Regions from separate parts of the Homo sapiens genome. Here region 2 is linked to region 1. The links are chromatin loops, found by intact Hi-C in ENCODE. Cell type or tissue: B cell. All regions are shown on one strand. Links, peaks and the distances in the headings refer to the core of each region. The heading gives the core; the rest is flanking DNA.

Region 1 (9,828 bases), core at 503-5,502:
GAGCTTGCAGTGAGCCGAGATCGGGCCACTGCACTCTAGCCTGGGCGACAGAGTGAGACTCCGTCTCAAAAAAAAAAAAAAAAAAAAAAAGATATAAAGAAAAAATGTTTTTGTATACTTGCAGTGTGTGTTTTAAGCTAAGTGTTATTACAAGAGTCAAATTTTACAGTTCAAAAGCTTATAAAGTTAAAACGTTACCATTAAGCTAAGATTAATTTATTATTGAAGAAGGAAAATTTTTCTTTTTAGAGACAGAGTCTTGATCTGTTGCTGTCACTGGGGTGCAGTGGCATGATCCTATCTCACTGTAGCCTTAAACTCCTGGGCTCAAGTGATCCTCCTGCCTCAGCCTCCCGAGTAGCTGGCACTACAGGCATGCACCACCGTGCCCAGCTAATTGTTTTTATTTCCTGCGGAGATGGGGTCTCACCACGTTGCCCAGACTGATCTCGAACTACTGGGCTCAAACAATGCTCCTGCCTTGGCCTTCCAAAATTTTAGGATTACAGGGGTGAGCCAGTGTACCCAGCCCATTTTTTATACTGTTTTTTTACTGTGCCTTTTCTAGGTTACATATGTTAGATACACAAATACCATTGCATTACAGTTGCCTACAGTATTCAGTACAGGAACATGCTGCACAGGTTTGTCGCCTAGGAGCAATAGGCTATACCATATAGCCAAGGTGTGTGATACACTATACCATCCAGGTTTGTGTAAGTACACTTTATGATTGCACAATGACAAAATCGTCTAACAACACATTTCGCAGAGCATATCCCCATTGTTAAGCATGGGAACTGTATAATGCCTTTATTATATATACATGACTATATAATAAGGGCTATATGATAAGCCAGAGTTACCATGGCACCACAAAATGTTTTTTAAAAAATCAGCCAAGTGGCAGGGTGCGGTGGCTCACGCCTGTAATCTCAGCACTTTGGGCGTGGTGGCACACGCCTGTAGTCCTAGCTACTTGGAAGGCTGAGGCAGGGGAATCGCTTGAACCCGGGAGGCAGAGGTTGCAGTGAGTGGTGGTCGCACCACTGCACTCCAGCCTGGTGACAAAGTAAGACTCCATCTCAAAAAAAAAAAAAAAAAAAATTAGCCAAGTGTGATGGTACATTCCTGTTAGTCCCAGCTACTCAGGAGGCTGAAGTGGGAGGATTGCATGAGTCCAGCAGTTCAAGGCTGCAGTTAGCTGTGATTGCACCACTATACTCCAGCCTAGACAATAGTGCAAGACCCGGTTGTGGGGCGGGGTTAATATATATATATATATATATACACACACACACACAACATAGAATTTACCATTTTAACCAGTTTTAAGTGTACAGTTCAGTGGCGTTAAGCACGTTCACAGTGTTGTGCAACCATCACCACCATCCATATCCAGAATTTTTCATCTTCTCAAACTAAAACTCCCCACCTATTAAATACTAACTCCCCATTCCTCCCTTACTCACTGGCAACCACCATTTTACTTTCTGTCTCTATGAGTTCCGTTATTCCAGGTACCTCATACAGTATTTGTCCTTTTTTTTTTTTTTTTTTGGAGACAGAGTCTTGCTCTATTGCCCAGGCTGGAGTGCAGTGGCACAATCTCAGCTCACTGCAACCTTCCCCTCCTAGGTTCAAGCAATTCTCCTGCCTCAGCCTCCCGAGTAGCTGGGACTACAGGCCCGTGCCACCACGCCCGGCTAATTTTTTGTATTTTTAGTAGAAGCGGGTTTTCACCAGGTTAGCCGGGATGGTCTCGATCTCCTGACCTCATGATCCACTGGCCTCAGCCTCCCAAAGTGCTGGGATTATACAGGCATGAGCCACCACACCCGGCCTTGTCCTTTTTTTTTTTCTTTTTTTTTGAGAGAGGTGCCACTCTGTCGCCCAGGCTGGAGTGCAGTGCCACAATCATGGCTCAGTTCAGCCTCAACCTCCTGGACTCGAGCGATTCTCCCACCTCAGCCTCCTGAGTAGCTGGGGCGACAGGCATACATCTGCACGCCCGGGCTAATTTGTGTGTGTGTGTATCTTTGGTAGAGGTGGGGTTTCTTTCTTCCTTCTCCTCCTTCTCCTTCCCCTTCTCTTTTTTTTTTTTTTTTTTTTTTGAGACAGAGTCTCACTCTTGTCGCCTAGGCTGGAGTGCCGTGGCATGATTTCGGCTCACTGCAACCTCCGCCTTTCAGGTTCAAGCAACTCTGCCTCAGCCTCCTGAGTAGCTGGGATTACAGGCGTGAGCCACAGCACCTGGCAAATTTTTATATTTTTAGTAGAGACGGGGTATCGCCATGTTGGCCATGCTGGTCTTGAACTCCTGACCTCGGGTGATCTGCCTGCCTCGGCCTCCCAGAGTGCTGGGTTTACAGGCGTGAGCCACCACGCTCGGCAAGATGGAGTTTCGCCATGTTGGCCAGGTTGGACTCGAACTCGAACTCAGTGGTTCCGAACAACTTGGCCTCCCAAAGCGCTGGGATTACAGGCATGAACCACCGCACCCCAGCCCAGCATTTGTCCCTTGGTGGACTGCTTTATTTCACTTAGCATAACGTCCTCAAGGTTCATCTATGTTGCAGCAGGTGTCAGAATTCCCTTCCTTTTAAAGGCTGAATAACATTGTGGTATACACCCCATTTTGTTTATCCGTTCATCTGTTGGTGTGTATTCAGGCTGTTTCTGCCTTCGGGCTGTTGTGAAGAATGCCGCTATCAACATGGGTGTGAGAATATCTGTTCAAGTCCCTGGCTATATTTAAATTCTTTTGGATATTTAGCCAGAAGTGGAATTACTGGATCATCTGGTAATTCTATTTTTGATTTTTTGAGGAACCACCAATACTATTTTTCACAGCAGCCGCAGCATTTTACACTCCCACCAGCAATGCACAAGGGTTCCATGAAATCACTAATTTTATAACATTTTTCCTGATTACATGTTCACTGTAGAACATTTAGAAAATGCAAGAAATAAAATTTAGAAAATTAAAATTCCCCTTATTCTACATACCGGGACATGACTTGAATTTTTATTATCCCCAACAAAGGGAAGAGAGCATTTTTTTGGGACGATTGCGTTGCTATAGTGCCGAGGCCTGCCCTGCCCGGACCTTATTCTCAAAGCCCCGCCGATCCCGCCGTCCCCGCGACCCCAAGCGTCAGCAAAGTTTATGCAGTTGAACTGGATTCTGAGTATATCTGTGGATAGTTCCTGGGAGAGTCGCAGATACGACACGGGGTTGTCACATTCTCTATGGGTCTGTTTCCTCATCTTTAAAAGCCATCTCTGCGTTGCTAAGGCAAAGCATAAAATGTTTGAGGAAAGCGACTTTTCTAGAAAGCACGTTCTACAAACACACCATCCACGTTCCAAACTGAGCTTCGGTGTTTTGACTGGAGGGCACCTGAGGACGTCAGTACGGTCCCGCAAAGACCAGCAACCAGATTGGCAAGCAGGGGGCAGGAGAATTTCCCGCCCCATCTCTTTAGTTGTCTATTGGTTGATTTTACCATCAGTCTCCCCTGTCCTCCTATCATCGCCGCTATATTTGTGTCTCGGTGCATACTCTCATTGGCCCTACCTGCAGTCGCTCTACGTAAGGGGCGTTCCAGAGTCAGCCACTGGGAGTCGCTGGATTCGGGTTTTAAAAAACGCCGGCCGTGAAGTGGGCGGAGCGAGCGATTTGAACGCGAGCGGCGCGGACTTCTGCCAAGCACCGGCTCATGTGAGGCTCGCGGCACAGCGTTCTCTGGGCTCCCCAGAAGCCAGCCTTTCGCTCCCGGACCCGGCAGCCCGAGCAGGAGCCGTGGGACCGGGCGCCAGCACCCTCTGCGGCGTGTCATGGGCCCGCGCCGCCGGAGCCGAAAGCCCGAGGCCCCGAGGAGGCGCAGCCCGAGCCCGACCCCGACCCCCGGCCCCTCCCGGCGGGGCCCCTCCTTAGGTAACCGGCCGCGGCCCCATCTCGAAGAGGAGAAAACCGAGGCTCGCAGGCGGAGCCCGGATCTCCCGAGTCCCGATCCCGTGGCACTTCCCTGTTGGGGGACAACGCGGTTCCGCCGTCCGGCATCCGCTCCGGGCACGGGCGGTGCCAGCCCTGCGAGGGGCTGGAGCAGGCGGTTCCGAAAGCGGGAAGGGACCGGCTTAGCCACTTGGCTCCTAACGCCGTCTTCTTGTTAGGACTAGTGGTTACCCAGCGCCCACCGCCCACCGCCAACCAGGCATTGCCTCCCACTGTTCGTGCGTTATCTCAGCTTCATATTGTGCCCATTTTACAGCTAATGAGAAAGCCGAGGCACAGGCCAGAGAGCTTGAGCAGAGTCACACAACTTGGTGTTCTGGCGGACACGGGATTTCCAATCCTCTGTGTTTGTGCATTTTTAAATTGCAAAAGTATTGACTGCTTTCGGTGACGATTTCAAACAGGAGTCCTCTTAGGAGGTGTCTTTCAGGGGTTTTTTTTCCCTTCCGGGAGAGGCTGTTAGGCCTTGAACCGAGGCCCTCTGCGCTGCTCACTCTGTTGCCTTCCAGAGCTTGTGTCCGGGAAAAGGGGCCGAAGTCTGTGTCTTAATTGTCTATGGTGGGCTGGTGGATGGGAGACCCAACGGCAGGAGGAGGCAGATGCCTGTATGGTACATGGTGGCAACAGCTGCTTTACTTATCTCTTAACTCTTGCTACGTAGCTATGAGGAAGATGGGAAGTGTATTGTAGTTTATTTGTTTCATTGCTTTTTGTAGAGACTGGGTCTCCCTGTGTTACCCAGGCTGGTCTCAAACTCCTGGCCTCAAGTGATCCTCCTGCCTGGGCCTCCCAAAGTGCTGGGATTGCAGGCATGAGCCACTGTGCCTACAGGCTTTTTTGGGTTTTTTGTTTTGTTTTGGAGACGGAGTCAGGCTTTGTCGCCCAGGCTGGAGTGCAGTGGCGCGATCTCCGCTCACGGCAAGCTCCGCCTCCTGGGTTCACGCCCTTCTCCTGCCTCAGCCTCCCGAGTAGCTGGGACTACAGGCGCCTACCACCACGCCCGGCTAATTTTTTGTATTTTTGGTAGAGACAGGGTTTCACCGTGTTAGCCAGGATGGTCTTGATCTCCTGACCTCGTGATCCGCCCACCTCGGTCTCCCAAAGTGCTGGGATTACAGGCGTGAGCCACCGCGCCCGGCCGGCTTTTTGGTTTTTTGTTGTTTTTTTTTTGAGACCCATCGCCCAGGTTGGAGTGCAGTGATGCCACGAGGGTTCACTGCAGCCTCAACTTCCCAGGCTCAGGTGCTTCTCCCAGCTCAGCCTCCCGAGTAGCTGGGACTACAGGCATATGCCACCATGCCGGCTAATTTTTTGTATTTTTAGTAGAGGTGGGATTTTGCCATGTTGCCTAGGCTGGAGTAGGTTGTTTCTAGATGTTGCTGTTGCGAATGGGATTTTTTTTCTTTCCCAAAACACGAGGATTTAACCTTTGCTTCCAGCCAACTTGCTGAATTCTCGTTCACCCTAGTCGTTTTTAGTTGCTCCAGTTGGAATTTTTAAGTAGACTATTATGTCATCTGCAAATAACTTTTGAATCTTCCGTTTTCATTTCTACACATTTTATTTATTATTGTATGGTACTAGTAAGGCCCTGAGACTCACTAAGAGTGGTGTTTTGGTCATCTTTGTCTTGTTTGTAATTTTAACAGGAATATTAAGTATGATGTTTGCTGTTGCTTTCCAAGGTAGAAGCATCCTTCTACTCCTGGTTAAATGGAAGGTTTATCTCAAATGGGCAGTCAACACTTCTTGGCAGTCCTACCACCTTTGTCTGGTATTCTTTCTTCAATTTTCGAGACAGAGTCTCACTCTTGTCATCCAGGCTGTAGTGCAGTGGTGCTATCTTGGTTCATTGCAGCCTTGACCTCCTGGGCTCATGCAGTCCTCCTGCTTCACCCTCCTGAATAGCTAGGATGACAGACCTGCACCACCATGCTTGACTATTTTTAAACCTTTTTTGTAGAGACAAATTGTTTTGTCTCTACAGAACAAAAAAAAAACAGCCATCGTGCCTGGCCTTTGTCTGGAATTCTTGCTTTTCCATTCTCCCCATGACTATTTCATACCTTTTTCTCCCTCCTCGACTTCCTACAGCTCCATTCCCCCCACTCACTCTTAGCCAATAATGGCCTTGACTAGGTGTCCCCCTTCCTATCAAAGCCCTTCCTTCTACATGGGGTCTTGGTCATATCCTTCTTTCACCTACAGAGGAGCTTTCTACCTGTGCTTAGATAAATCCAGACACTTCACACTGGCATCGGCACATATGCTCTAGTATTTATGATGTTTTGTTTTGTTTTGTTTTTGTTTTTGTTTTTGAGACGGAGTTTCCCTCTTGTTGCCCAGGCTGGAGAGCAACGGCGTGATCTCGGCTTACCGCAACCTCTACCTCCCGGGTTCAAGCGATTCTCCTGCCTCAGCCTCCCGAGTAGCTAGGATTACAGGCATGCACCACCGCATCCGGCTAATTTTGTGTTTTTAGTAGAGACGGGGTTTCACCATGTTGGTCAGGCTGGTCTCCAACTGCCAACCTCAAGTGATCCGCCCACCTTGGCCTCCCAGAGTGCTGGGATTACAGGCCTGAGCCGCTGCGCCTGGCCGTATTTACGATCTTAAGAGAAAGGGCAGGAGTGTTTCCTTGACCCCACATTCTCACTTCCCTATACCTCCCATTTCCCTCTACTTCCCTTCATAGCTGTCCTTTTAAAATAGCCAGACTTGTTAGGTCCACATACATTGCATCTGATTCCTCCCTTCCTAGTGACCCTACAACCCACTCCAATCTGACTCCCCACAACCACTACCCCCACTTCTAATCTGCTTGAACTACTCCTGTCAGGGTCACTAGCACCTTTTGTAGTGCCAAATCCAGTAGGTGGGTCTGTGTTCTTACTGTGTCTCAGAAGCATTTGACGCAGTGGGCCTCTTTCTCCTTGAAGCGTTCTGTTCCCTTGGCTTCCATGCCACTGTGCACTCTGGCAGTTCTGCTTGGTGTTCTCTACTGCCTGTGCTGCCTCCCTCGGCTCCTTGATGTTGGACTTCCTTGACATCCTTTTCCTTTCTACCCCCTCCCTAGGTGGTCTCATCTCCTCCGTGGCTCTAAATCCCACTCATACATTGACAGCTCTCAAATATCTGTATACCTGGATCTCTCCTCTGACCCCAGATACCTATATCTAACTGCCTTTCTACCTGAAGGCTCTTGGTTATGTTAAACTTAACACACCCAAAACTGAACTTCTGGTTACTCCCCTCCAGCCCCTTCATCCTCAGCTTCCCCATTTCAGTAAATGGCACAACTACCCACCCAGTTGTTCAAACCACAAGCCTGGGAGACCCCCGTCTCCAATACAAATGCAGGTCCAGATAATTCTACTTCCAAACTGCATCCTTAATCACTCCATTTTCACCATCTCTGCTCCCACTAGCCTAGTCCAAGCTACCAGCAGCTCTCGAGCAACTGTGAGAGCCTCCTAATCAGCTGCCACTCCACTTCCACTCTGTCCCTTTCTACTTCTTTCCTTACACAGCAGCTGGAATGACCTTCCACATCTCTATCCTGCATAAAACTCTTCCCTGGCTTCTTATTACAGTAGGATTAAATTCCATCTCCTCATGTTGGCATTTCAAGACCCAGCTACTAAATTTTTGATCCCAGTTCTTTTCCATGATCTCTCTAATTGGTTACTTTTCATAACCACTTGTTCTTGGGTCATGGATTTCATATCTCTGTTACCTCTCTGAGTTCATTAACCATTTTTCTCTCAAAGTTTCTATTTCTTTTCTCTATTAACTCAATTTCCTCTGGTATTGGCTATTTTGTTTGTTGAGTTTGGTTCCTTTCTTTCATGGTATTGGCCTTCTTAAATTGTTGGGTGATCTTTAGTTGTGTTCATCTTCAAATTTTCTGTGAATGCTATGTCTTGTTTATTTTTTTATTTTATTTTATTTATTTATATATTTTTGTTTGAGACACAGTCTCATTCTTGTTGCCCAGGCTAGAGTACAGTGGTGCGAGCTTGGCTCACTGCAACCTCCATCTCCTGGGTTCAAGCAATTCTCCTGCCTCAGCCTCCCAAGTAGCTGGGATTACAGGTGCCTGCCACCATGCCCGGCTAATTTTTGTATTTTTAGTAGAGATGGGTTTCTCCATGTTCATCAGGCTGGTCTCGAACTCCTGACCTCAGGTGATTGACCCACCTTGGCCTCCCAAAGTGCTGGGATTACAGGCGTGAGCCACCGCACCCAGCCCTATGTCTGTTTATTAAAGACTGCCTCCAGTGACTGGATTGCCAACTGGTGGTGGGGAGGGAGGGAGGTGTCAGTAGTTTTTCTCCTGGGCATGGGTCTTCCCAGTTTTAAATGTTATCAGTCTTCTGGACACTGCCCTGTTTCATTGGCCTGTGTTCTCTAGCCTCACCCAGGGATGGTCTCCTCTGCTGGCTGCCTGGCACAGGCCATCTCTGGATTGTCTCACCTACCCTACTTGCTCTTGCAGCTCTTCTAACACTTCGTGATTAGTTTATTGTATTAAATGCCTTCTATCGAACTTGGTGTAGAGTCTCTTTGCTTGGCTGGATCCTGAATAACATTTCTGAAACAATTTTATCCGTCAACATGTTATTTTTGTATTTTGTTTGTTCAACTTATCAGATGTTCACTCATCTTGATCCTTGGTTGTAATTATGGAGCAACTGTGCTGTTTTTTCTTTAACTTTATTTTCACTAACTTATTTTCTAATATTTCTTTTGTTCTATCTTGTTTTGGTTTACTTTAATAACTCTGTAATACTTAATTTGACTGCTTGGCTCAGATACCTTTTAGTGTTCTTGTTTTCTAATAGGAACACTTTAAGGCTATGCATTTTCCTCTAGTACTATTTTGGCTGTATCTCATAAGTTTTGGGATATGGGCTTTTTATTGTTATTCATTTCCAAATAGTCTAATTTCAATTAAGTTTCCTCTTCAACACAGGTTAGTTAGAAGAAACTGGTTTTTGATTCATGAGTTTTTAATTTCCAATTAGAGAATTTGGCTTTTTTGATTCCTACTTTTGGGAATGTTTTTAAAATTATTTTCTTTTTTGTTCTTGTTGGAACCAGGATTTGAGCCAAAGGCTCTGTCTCCACAGCCCAGGTGCCTGACACTGACACTGAGTTAGGCCACACCTTACACAGGTCTCAGCTTGGCCACTAATGAGGGCTGGCCAACCATCTTCACCTCGCTGGGCCTCAGGATGATCAAGACAAGGGAATTGTACTAGTCTCTCAGATTCTTTCCAGCTGTAAAAAACAAACCAACAAAAAATCTAAAACCAAAATAACTGAGCTTCCAATCTAGGTGGGAAAGATCTAAGACTTGTACAAAGTCCTGCAAAGCCCAGAGGAGGGCGGTCACCCATCTGTTTGGAAGGATCAGGATTCGGGAAAGACTTCATGGAAGAGTTAGCATTTAAAATCAACTGCAGAGGATCATTCACTCATTCATTTAACAAATGTTTATTTAGCACCTATCTGCTATTTTCTAATTGCTGAAGATAGCAGCAAAATTACTATATATCAGGTTGGTGCAAAAGTATTGTGGTTTTTGCCATAACTGCAATGACTTTTGCAGCAACCTAATAAAACAGACAAAAATCCCTGCTCTGTGGAGGGTAGGCACATAGATATAGTCTAGCAATTTGACAGCTTACCTGACTCAGCCAAGCTGCGAGGCACCACCTATTTTCCACTGAACTTACCTTTCTTTTGCTCAGGCGCTTCCTCCCATCAACACAGTCGGCGGAGACAAGGTTGGCTAAAGGAGATCC
Region 2 (10,136 bases), core at 3,123-8,122, 190 kb after region 1:
TACAAGGTGCTAAGAATACAAAGGTAGATAAGATATGGTCTTTGAGTGTGAGGCCCTCCTATGGGGAAACATGGGGATAAGCATAATAACTGAAGGCAAAGGGGAACCATAACAAAGAATGGACCCGGTACCAAGGAGAAAGAGCAAGTAGGGGCCGGACGCGGTGGCTCACGCCTGTAATCCCAGCACTTTGGGAGGCTGAGGCGGGAGGATCACGAGGTCAGGAGTTTAAGACCATCCTAACCAATATGGTGAAAGCCCATCTCTACCAAAAATATAAAAATTAGCCGGGCGTGGTGGTGCACACCTGTAGTCCCAGCTACTCGGGAGGCTGAAGCAGGAGAATCGCTCGAACCCAGGAGGTGGAGGTTGCAGTGAGCCAAGATTGTGCCACTGCACTCCAGCCTGGGCGACAGAGCGAGACTCTGTCTCAAAAAGAAAAAAGAAAAAAGAAAGAGCAAGTCGGTTCTCTGGGGGAGGCCCATGACCATGCCACCAAGTTGGTGACACAAAAGCTGGTCTTGGAGAATGAGTCCAAGTTTGCCTGATGAAGGGAAAGGAAGGGCAACCCTGCAAGGCAGGCTCAGCCACAAAACAAAACCACTTGCTTGGCCAACTGCAAGAACTATAAAAGTTGGAGTAGGGGATAGGGTACAAAAGGAGTAGAAGGTGAAGGGGAAATGGTTGGTAGGGGCCAGATTGTAGTAGAGCTTGTCCACCATGTGAAGATGTCTGAAGTTTTATATCCTTTAAGCCAATGTTTCTCAAACTTTTCCACTTAAAGTACCCCAAGGCAGTGGATAACACAGGCATGGGAATAGAGGGCAGCCCATGTTGAGCTCAAACTCTCTTTAAAGGTCTTGTCTTTGAAATCATGTGATTCTTATATTCTACTCCATCTTATGTCTGTTTGTTTTAATATAAAAATGTTTACCTTAATAAATAAATAAAAATACATTTAAAATTAAAATAAGATAAATATTTTCTGAATCTCTAAATAAAATTTAAAGATTACGTTTAAAGATGTATTTATTATAAATAAAATTCAAGAGGTCAGGCCTGGTGGCTGACACCTGTTATCCAGTGTTTTTCGAGACCCAGACAGGAGGGTCGCTTGAGCCCAGGAGTTCAAGGGTGCAGTGAGCCATGATCACACCACTGCACTCCAGCCTGGGCAACAGAGCAAGACCCTACTTCAAAAAAACAAATGAGGGCCAGGCACAGTGGCTCGTGCCTGTAATCCCAGCACTTTGGGAGGCCAAGGTGGGAGGATAACTTGAGGTCAGGAATTCGAGACCAGCCTGGCCAACATGGTGAAACCCCATCTCTACCAAAAAATACAAAAATTAGCTGGGCGTGGTGGCTCACACATGTAGTCACAGTTACTTGGGAGGCTGAGGTGGGAAAATTGCTTGAACTCGGGAGGCAGAGGCTGCAGTGAGCCAAGATCGCACCACTGCATGACAGCCTGGGTCAAAAAAAAAAAAAAAATGAGGAAGATAATCTATTCTATATTTCTTCCGCCCTGTTTCCTTACATGAATCCCCCATCCCGGAAGTTGCTTCAGCAGGTCTGAGGACAGCCATAGGGATTTAAGCAGGATAGTTATGTGATAAGATTTATTTCTAGAAAGAGCCTTCTGACAATGGTGTAAAGAATGGATTGGAGATGAGAGAGGCTGAAGGCAGAGAGAGCAGGCGGGAAGCTCTGCAGTAACCCAGGCAAGAGATGGTAAAGGTGAAGCAGATAAAGAAGGGAAGAGTTTTGAGAGGCATTTAAGAAGTGGAGGCCAGGCACGGTGGCTCACGCCTGTAATCCTAGCACTTTGGGAGGCCAAGGTGGGTGGATCACTTGAGCTTGGGAGTTCTAGACCAGCTGGGAAACATGGTGAAACCCTGTCTCTACTAAAAACACAAAAATTAGCTGGCATGTGCCACATGCCTATGGTCTCAGCTATGTAGGAGGCTGAGGTGGGAGGATCACTGGAGCTCAGGAAGTCTAGGCTACAGTGAGCTATGATCACACCACTGCACTCCAGCCTGGGTGACAGAGCAAGACCCTGTCTCAAAGACAACAACAACAAGTGGAATTAGGGTCAGGCCCTGGGCTTACATCTGTAATCCCAACACTTTGGGAGGCCAAGGCTGGAGGATTGCTTGAGCCCAGGAGTTTGAGACCAGGCTGGGCAGCATAGCGAGACCTCATCTCTACAAAAAAAAAGAATCTAAAAGAAAATTAGCCAGGTGTGGTGGCACACCCCTGTGGTCCCAGCTACTTGGGAAGCTGAGGTGGGAGGATTGTTTGAGCCCAGCATGTCAAGGCTGTAGGTGAGCCGTGATCACGCCACTGTACTCCAGCTTGGGCAACAGAGCAAGACCCTGTCTTAAACAAACAAACAAGCTAAAGAAGTGGAATTAACAGTATTAGAAAACTGTCCTGGGGCTGGGTGTGGTGGGTGGCTCAAGCCATTAATCCCAGCACTTTGGGAGGCCGAGGCAGGTGGATCACATGAAGTCAGGAGTTTGAGACCAGCCTGGCCAACATGGCGAAATCCTGTCTCTACTAAAAATACAAAAATTAGCCAGGTGTGGTGGTGCATGCCTGTAGTTCCAGCTACTCGGGAGGCTGAGGCGTGAGAATCGTTTGAACTTGGGAGGTGGAAGTTGCAGTGAGCTGAGATCGTGCCACTGCACTCCAGCCTGGGTGACAGAGCAAGACTCTGGCCCAAAATAATAATAACAATAACAATAATAATAATTTGCAAATCATATATTATCTGATAAGGGATTTATATCCAGAATATATAGAGAAATCCTAAAACTCAACAACAATAAACAAACGGTCCGATTCAAAAATGGACAAAGGACTTGACTAGACATTCGTGCAAAGAAATTACACAAATGATCTATAAGCACTAAGACAACATAAAAAGTCGTCCAGCAAGCACCCTGCTGTTTAAGTTTCAGCCACCTTCTGACTCACACCTTGAGCTAGAACCATCCAACTGCGGGCTTTCTGAATTCCCATCCCACAGAAATAGAGATAACGAAATGGTTGTTGCTTTAAACCACTGAATTGGAGTGATTCATTTTGTAGCAATAGTTAATGGCACATAGTAAAATGTTAATATGTAGAGAATCTGGGTGAAGGGTATATAGGAACTCTTTGTAGAATGGTCCTCTACCTTGTGTATGACAAAGGGGTGGGGTTACAAGGATCATAGCTTCTTCTCAGGATTACTCAGGACAGTCTACACCACCCAAGTCTATACCTGTAACAATGAAGCTGAGCTGGAACTTCAGAATGGGAAAGCAAGATAAACTGAGCGTGCGACTTCCCTATTGCCTTGGTGACACCCAGATACCCTGCAGATGCAGTTAGAAACAGCTCCAGTTGTCCAACTCTGTGGCTAGAAAAAAGTGTAGCCTGGGTTTTTACTCTCCTAACCCCTTGATTTGTTTTGGGAATTATTGTCTACAAAGAGCTCTCTCCTTTCTGATAATTGCTTTAGGTGGAAGAAGAGAGGATATGCTGTGTCCCCTCTCTTTTCTTACTTACTCTATTTGTAACTTTCTTCTTTTTTCCCCAAGAAAATGGGCTTAGTTGGGGTGCTTTGGCACCAATAGTCCTGCGGCGGAATCTGTGGGAGCTAGACAGGGAGATTTGGAAGAGAATGCTAGGTTGTGAGCTCTTGCTTTTGAGTTGTTTGAAGAGAATGCTGCATCTCTGGCATGTCAACAAGCCCAGCAGAATCCAGTAACGTTCACCAAGAAGGCTTGATTAGAGCTGGTTAGGGGATGATCAGGATGGTTAGGTGTGAAGAGCTTACGCTGATTATGGAGGGTATGGGAGTCACGGGGTTGGTACCCAGTGAGGAAATTTACCTTAGTAGAAACATTTGGGATAGTGTAGAAGAGAGAAGAGCTAGAGGCGAGGATTCAGGAAATAGAGAATGCCAGAGTCTCAATTAACAGGATGGAAAGCTAAGGAGATGAAAGACTTATAATAGTAGCATAGTACTAAAAGACAAACTATGTGTAAAGGTATTAGAAATGGGGACTGGGACTCTGAGGCAGTTAGGCCAGAGAAAAGAAGAAGGAAAAGATTTGTCTTCATTTGATTCAATTACATAAGCATTTCTCAGAATCTGCTATGTGTCACATGCTGTGGTGGATGCTGAGGGAGCTGATGAAAAAGACAGAATTCCTGCCCACCAGGGTCACATAGTCTGGAGACACAGACACGTAAACAAATGACGATAGTGTAAGGTGTGTGTAAGAAAGGAGGAATGTACAGGGTTGGTACAAAGGTGACCTCAAGGCATCCATGGGAATCAGGGCTGAGGGAGGAAGAGCCAGAAGACATCAGCACAAAGAGAACCAAGATGCTGAAGTCACAGGGGGAAAGAACATACTGGAGCCCCGGGCAGAGCAGTGCTGGACAAGGACAGCAAGTGTGGAGAGGAAAGGGAGATCCAGAAGAACCGAGGAGATCCATAACAGCATGCTTGGAGGAGGAAATTCGGGAAAACGAATGGACATGTCAGAGGGAGCTAGTTATGAGGAAGTGGACTGCAAACCAGATAGTGAGCAAGATGAAGAAATGAGGTGTTTATCCTTGCAATGGGAGAGAGACAATAAGGCTGACAAAAACTCAAGTGGTCTGTGGATAGACGATTTCGTTAGCTCGATTTAAGGGTAAAGGGCACACTCTCTGGTAGGAGATGAAAGGGGATGTTTAAAACAGGTAGAAAAAAATTGGGCCGGGCGCGGTGTCTCACGCCTGTAATCCCACCACTTTGGGAAGCCGAGGCAGGTGGATCACCTGAGGTTAGGAGTTCGAGACCAGCCTGGCCGACATGATGAAACCCCTGTCTCTACTAATAATACAAAAACTTTGCCAGGCATTGTGGCGCACGCCTGTAATCCCAGCTACTCGGGAGGCTGAGGCAGGAGAATTGCTTGAACCCAGGAGGCAGAGGTTGCAGTGAGCCAAGATCGCGCCAGTGCACTCTAGCCTGGGCGACAAGAGTGAAACTCCGTCCCAAAAAAAAAGAAAAAAAAATGAATTTGGGAATTAGAGAAAAAGACTGTGATTGGAACCCACACACCAAGAGAGGAGATAAAACCCAGCCTTAGCTCTTCCATGTCGCTGAAAGAGAAGAAAACGTCTCTTTTTCCTTTTCCGTAGCCATAAAAGATGAAAATCCGTCATCCAGCTACTGAAATCAGGTGCACACGGTTGTTCCTCCTGTGATGAGACAGGGCGGAGGGATTGTTACCCTGTTGCCAGGGAAAAAGGAAGGGGCTGTTCCCAGTTGCTATGGTGACGAGGTAGGCGCGTTCCCTCGGTACCGCCGCACACGTCTGAAGCGGTCTCTTCTCCTCGTTGCTACGGCAACGCAGTGGGCCTGTTCCTGTCGCCCCCCGCCTCCCGCCGCAATCGCTAAGGCAAGGTGGAGGTAGGGGCTGTCCTCCCGCGGCTCAGTTGCCTTGGAGACGGCGGGTGCCCTGGCCCCGCCCCGCTCGGACTGACAGCGGCGGCCGCATCGCGCCTGCGCAGTGCCCTCGTCCCCCGCAGTCTCTGTGCGTTGAAGCCGGAGACCGCGGCGGCCTCAGCGAGGACCCTCCGCCCCGGAGCCGCCGGCCGGAGCCGCAGCCTCTGCCGCAGCGCCCCCGCCACCTGTCCCCTCCCCCTCCGCCTCCGCCGGAGCCGCCTCGTGCACTGTGAGTCCGGGCCGAGGCGACGGACGCCGTGGGGCTGAGTCAGCGGGAGGCCAGGGCCCGGGCTGGGGGAGGGGAACCGGGCTCCCCCCGCCCCTGCCTCCCCACCCGCACTCCCGCATCCCGACCGCGCCTTCCCCGCGCCGGTCAACCCCCTCCATCCCTGTCGCCGGGTTCCCTCCGGCCTTGGCGGCCCGGCCTCCCCAGCCACTCCCCCTCCCCTTCCCTCCCCTCCCCTTCCCTCCGTCTCTCCGGGTCCACCTTGAGGCTCCTTCCCCACTAGACGTGGCCACCGCACCTCTGCCCTGGGCTGATATTTTCTCCAAACTACCTCCCGTCCGCCCTTATCCCTTCTCCCTCCTCCTCACTCCTCCTAGGCCTGACATCTCCCGGCCTCTCTGGATCTCCCCAGTGATGTGCCAGAAAAAGAGTGACAGGAGAGCGAGGGGAGACTTGGGGGAGGGGGAACATCGGGCCAGGCCCAGCCTGGGGGCCTCGGGTTTCTTCCCCACACGCTCCTGCCTGGCTGGTTTGGGGAAGCAGGTCTGGACAGTTCTCACTGGCTGCTCAGAGCTTGCAGGGCTTTCCGAATAGATTTGGCTGGGAAGGGTTCAGCCCCATCGTGATCATCTAGCGTTTAATGAACGCGGCTAGTGCCTGGTGGCCTTCTAGTGGGCTGAGCTACTGCCCGGCCGGTGTTGCGGAGCGGGGAGTAGAAGTAGTGGAGGGAAGGGAGAAGAGGTTGCGTTTGGGAGCTCCAAGTTCCTGCGCTTCCGGTGTGGTGTTGTGAATAAGCATCTTGCGGAACTCTTTAAAATGCTTTTTTTTTTTTTTAAATCGCACTACAACCCTGGTATAATGTGAGGTTTGGAAAAAGGCCTGATACCATCCATAGGAAGTGCTTACTGTTTATATATGAAGGGGCTGTGGCAGGACTTGATCTTGGATTCCTGTAAATTAACTAATTGGATAGTAGTGAGTTTTTAACATAACGTGTGCAGAGTTGAGAGGAAGGAGAAAAATCGAAGCTTCTCCATGGTGTAGGTGTGAGGCCTGTACACTGTGCCTCCTCCAGCTGTGTGTCTTTGTGGGGCTGTCACCAGATAGGGGTTCTAGCATATTTGGACAATTCCCTGGGTTATGTTTGCTACCCCTCCACCTGCCCATCTTGCAGTCCCTGTTCTTGGAATAGAAGAGGGTCCCAAACAGTTTTCTTTTTCCAGAAGAACTGAGTTGAAGTCAGAGTTAGTGCCCAGAGCCAGAAACTCTTAATAAACATGTCTCAACTTGAGGGCCCCTAACTACTATATGACCTCATTGTCAGCTTCTTTTTTATTTGGCTTCCAAATTTCAGTGTGCTTTTAGAAAGCACGTGTAAATATAAGCCAGATCTACCGCACAAGAGGCTTTGGGATTTTTACTCCAGATGGTAAAAGGAACGCATGGTCCATTTCTAAAAATCATGGTGAAGGAGCCACTCATTTGGAGTTTCCGGGGTTGCAAACAATGAGAAATAACTATTTCACTCTTTACTTTGCTCAATCATGGCCTATTGGCAGCCTCCTCATAGCCACTCCCTGCCCCCATGCCCATCAGATTAGTTTACAGTAGCCAAGACGGCTGTCGCCCTAGTTTTAAACATAGAGATGAAGTTCAGGAAAACTATAGCCCCCATCCAGCAGGGCAGTTTCTTCTGTTTCGAATGCCAGACTGGGGTTTGGTGGGATGCACCTGCCTGTGGTGCAGTGGGAACTGTGGGGCCTGAGAGTGGCATTCCTTCTGTGTGGTCCTGTGTCACATAGCTCACCAAAATACCCGAGCAGGGCAGGAGCAGACAGCTGTACTGGAGAGCTGCTCCTCCTGGGCTGAGTGTATTTTGGGAATCAGCGATATTACTGGGGTGGAGGGTTGTGAATTAAGGAGGAAGAAAATGTGTCAAGGCTAGATAGATCAGGAGGGTGTAAGTAAAATGTTCCTTTCCAGTTTGCTATGGGATAGTACATTTTCAGAGGATCAGAGTAGTTTTTATATGGATTAATTTGCCTTTGAAATCCATACCAGTGTTTTATGAGATAATGATGGAATGCCTTTTAAACTGCTACTATGAGGAAACAGGACTAATACTTGTCTTATACATTGCCTATCCAGCTGTTGCTGAATGTAATTGTTAAGATCAAGGAGAGGGACATGATTTGAACCAAGTTAGACCTAAATCTATGTAATGGTATTGAGGTTTTGTAGGACTGTATTCTTGATTCTAAGACACACCAGCAATTTACCAATAGCTTTTAGGTAAAATAATCTAATGCTACCAGATCAAAATATATATGCTGATTCCAAGGTGCATCCTCATTTTAGAAACATTAAAACCCTCGGGAAATGGCAAGACTTGAGGGAGGGATTTGTGAATCTTGGAACTGAGAAAGAATGCTATTGATAGTATTCCTGTGTGATGATGCCGTTTCTGACCTACCGTCCTGAGAGTGCATGCATTGTGAAGCTGAGTTTCTTCTAGTCCTTCCTGCACGCCAGCACACATTGTGGGGTTGTATTTGTAAGATGACTGGCTGGAGTTAGGCATAGTAGGAGGCTATTGAACGGAGGAAAGTTCCCATATGAGAATCCAACCCAGGGTCTTAATGTGGTACTCTCCAGAAACTGAGCCAACTAACTGGCAGCAAACGTCTTATGAGCTATTCCTGAATTTAGCCGAGTAACATTTGTCAGAAGCCGAACAGAAAATATAGTTTTTTTTTTTTTTTTTTTGAGACGGAGTCTCGCTCTGTCGCCCAGGCCGGACTGCGGACTGCAGTGGCGCAATCTCGGCTCACTGCAAGCTCCGCTTCCCGGGGTTCACGCCATTCTCCTGCCTCAGCCTCCCGAGTAGCTGGGACTACAGGCGCCCGCCACCGCGCCCGGCTAATTTTTTGTATTTTTAGTAGAGACGGGGTTTCACCTTGTTAGCCAGGATGGTCTCCATCTCCTGACCTCATGATCCACCCGCCTCGGCCTCCCAAAGTGCTGGGACTACAGGCGTGAGCCACCGCGCCTGGCCAGAAAATATAGTTTTTTAAAACAGAATGCATCTGCCCTGATTTGCTTACAGATACATTTGTAAAGGTCCCAAGGCACATGTCTCCCTCGCTTAGGATGTTAGCACTGGAGGTGACCCCAGATGGTATAGTTTAATGCCCTCATTTCTAAAGTTGACACAAGACACCAAGAGTTAAATGACTTACCTAAGGTCACCCAACCCATGCAGAACGTATGTAAAAACACTTTGTAAACTGTGTACACTAGGCAGATGAATGTTGGTGGTTATTAGTGGCTGAGTCAGGATTAGATCTCCAGATTTCCAGACTAGAGTTATTCTTCAACACCACATTGCCTCATCCCTCATAATGTTCCAAAGGGTTTTAATAAAAATAATTTAGTAGTCCGTAATTAGCCCTGTAGGCAAGGGCTTGTTTTGTCATCTGAGATGCTGCACAGCCAGGCAAAATTTTGTGTCAAACTGTCTAACTAAATATTTATTCTTGCCACTTTAAAAATAATATTTTTTATCACACATTCTGACTTCAGGAAGGTCTTTCTTTTTTTAATTTGCATCAACTAACAGAAAAGCAAATGTGAAGTTGGGTATTTGAAGTCTTTTCTACTTCTTATCTGTGAGACTGCCGCATTCCAGAAAGCAAGGTGGAGAGGCAGATGGGGCTGAGAGGAGGAGCGTGCACATTGGGCAGCTGCGGGCTTATCTTCCACCTCTCAGAATGGAACCTTTTGTAGTTTCTGGGAGCCATAAGGACTTCTAAACCCTCTCCTTGGGAAGCGCGGAGGCAGCCTGACCTCTGGAAGCAGGCAGACTTGAGTTCAGATCCCCATCCAGCCATCTCCTGGCTGTGTGGCCTTGGGTGAGTTATGTTACCTCTGAATGCCAGTTTCCTCATTTATAACCCTGGAATAATAACTATCTGTTTTACAGGGTTGTTGTGAAGATTAAATGAAAGGGAGTATGTAGAGTGCTTGCTTCATAAGAAATAGCAATGATTATTTTATATTGACTAAAGCATAAAATAGCAAATAATGGTTTCAAAATTGTTTCGTGATTTAGGTCCATCTTGGACTCTCAGTTTTGTAGCCCCCATCTCTCAGCACCCCTCTCGGTATTTGACACGAACAGAGAAAAGGTTTGTACCGGGAAGACCCGGCACTTGCATTATTATTTCAACTGCCAAAACCGGAGTATATGAAATGTATCTTTGCTCCATGTATTCAGCCAACCTGAAAGACTGGCAGGACAGGAGCATTTGACTTTAGGAGGCACAGATGTGGTGTGCTTGGGTGTGTGGTGGGGGTGGCTAGTTCTCCAGCAGGGAGGCCAGTCTGGGGAGTGGTCTTCATTTGAAATAGAAA

The links. Hi-C counts contacts between places; a loop is a spot of excess contacts. Peaks named below come from ENCODE experiments on the same cell type or tissue, not always from the same donor. Only the 100,000 strongest peaks of a DNase experiment are listed, where the experiment ranks them.
Region 2: a loop joins it to region 1, with 14 times the contacts of the local background. A loop is called at or near these places in 2 of 110 quality-filtered maps.

The regions. Positions count from the first base shown.
Region 1 is chr2:26,782,357-26,792,184 of GRCh38, forward strand. It overlaps CENPA (centromere protein A), which reads left to right and starts at 3,700. Exons shown (of 5, transcript NM_001809.4): 1 at 3,700-3,940; 2 at 9,775-9,828. The coding sequence starts at 3,841. RefSeq lists enhancers at 2,101-2,870, 3,132-3,231, 4,322-4,371, 4,432-4,481 and a silencer at 3,882-3,991. In B cell, for the core only: CTCF peaks have their summits at 3,317 and 3,588; DNase peaks (open chromatin) are centred at 3,565 and 4,525; H3K4me3 peaks cover 1,763 bases; H3K27ac peaks cover 448 bases.
Region 2 is chr2:26,965,077-26,975,212 of GRCh38, forward strand. It overlaps MAPRE3 (microtubule associated protein RP/EB family member 3), which reads left to right and starts at 5,561. Exons shown (of 7, transcript NM_012326.4): 1 at 5,561-5,726. RefSeq lists a silencer at 5,446-5,775. In B cell, for the core only: no CTCF peak of the experiment used is centred there; DNase peaks (open chromatin) are centred at 5,355 and 6,365; H3K4me3 peaks cover 1,407 bases; H3K27ac peaks cover 709 bases; H3K27me3 peaks cover 565 bases.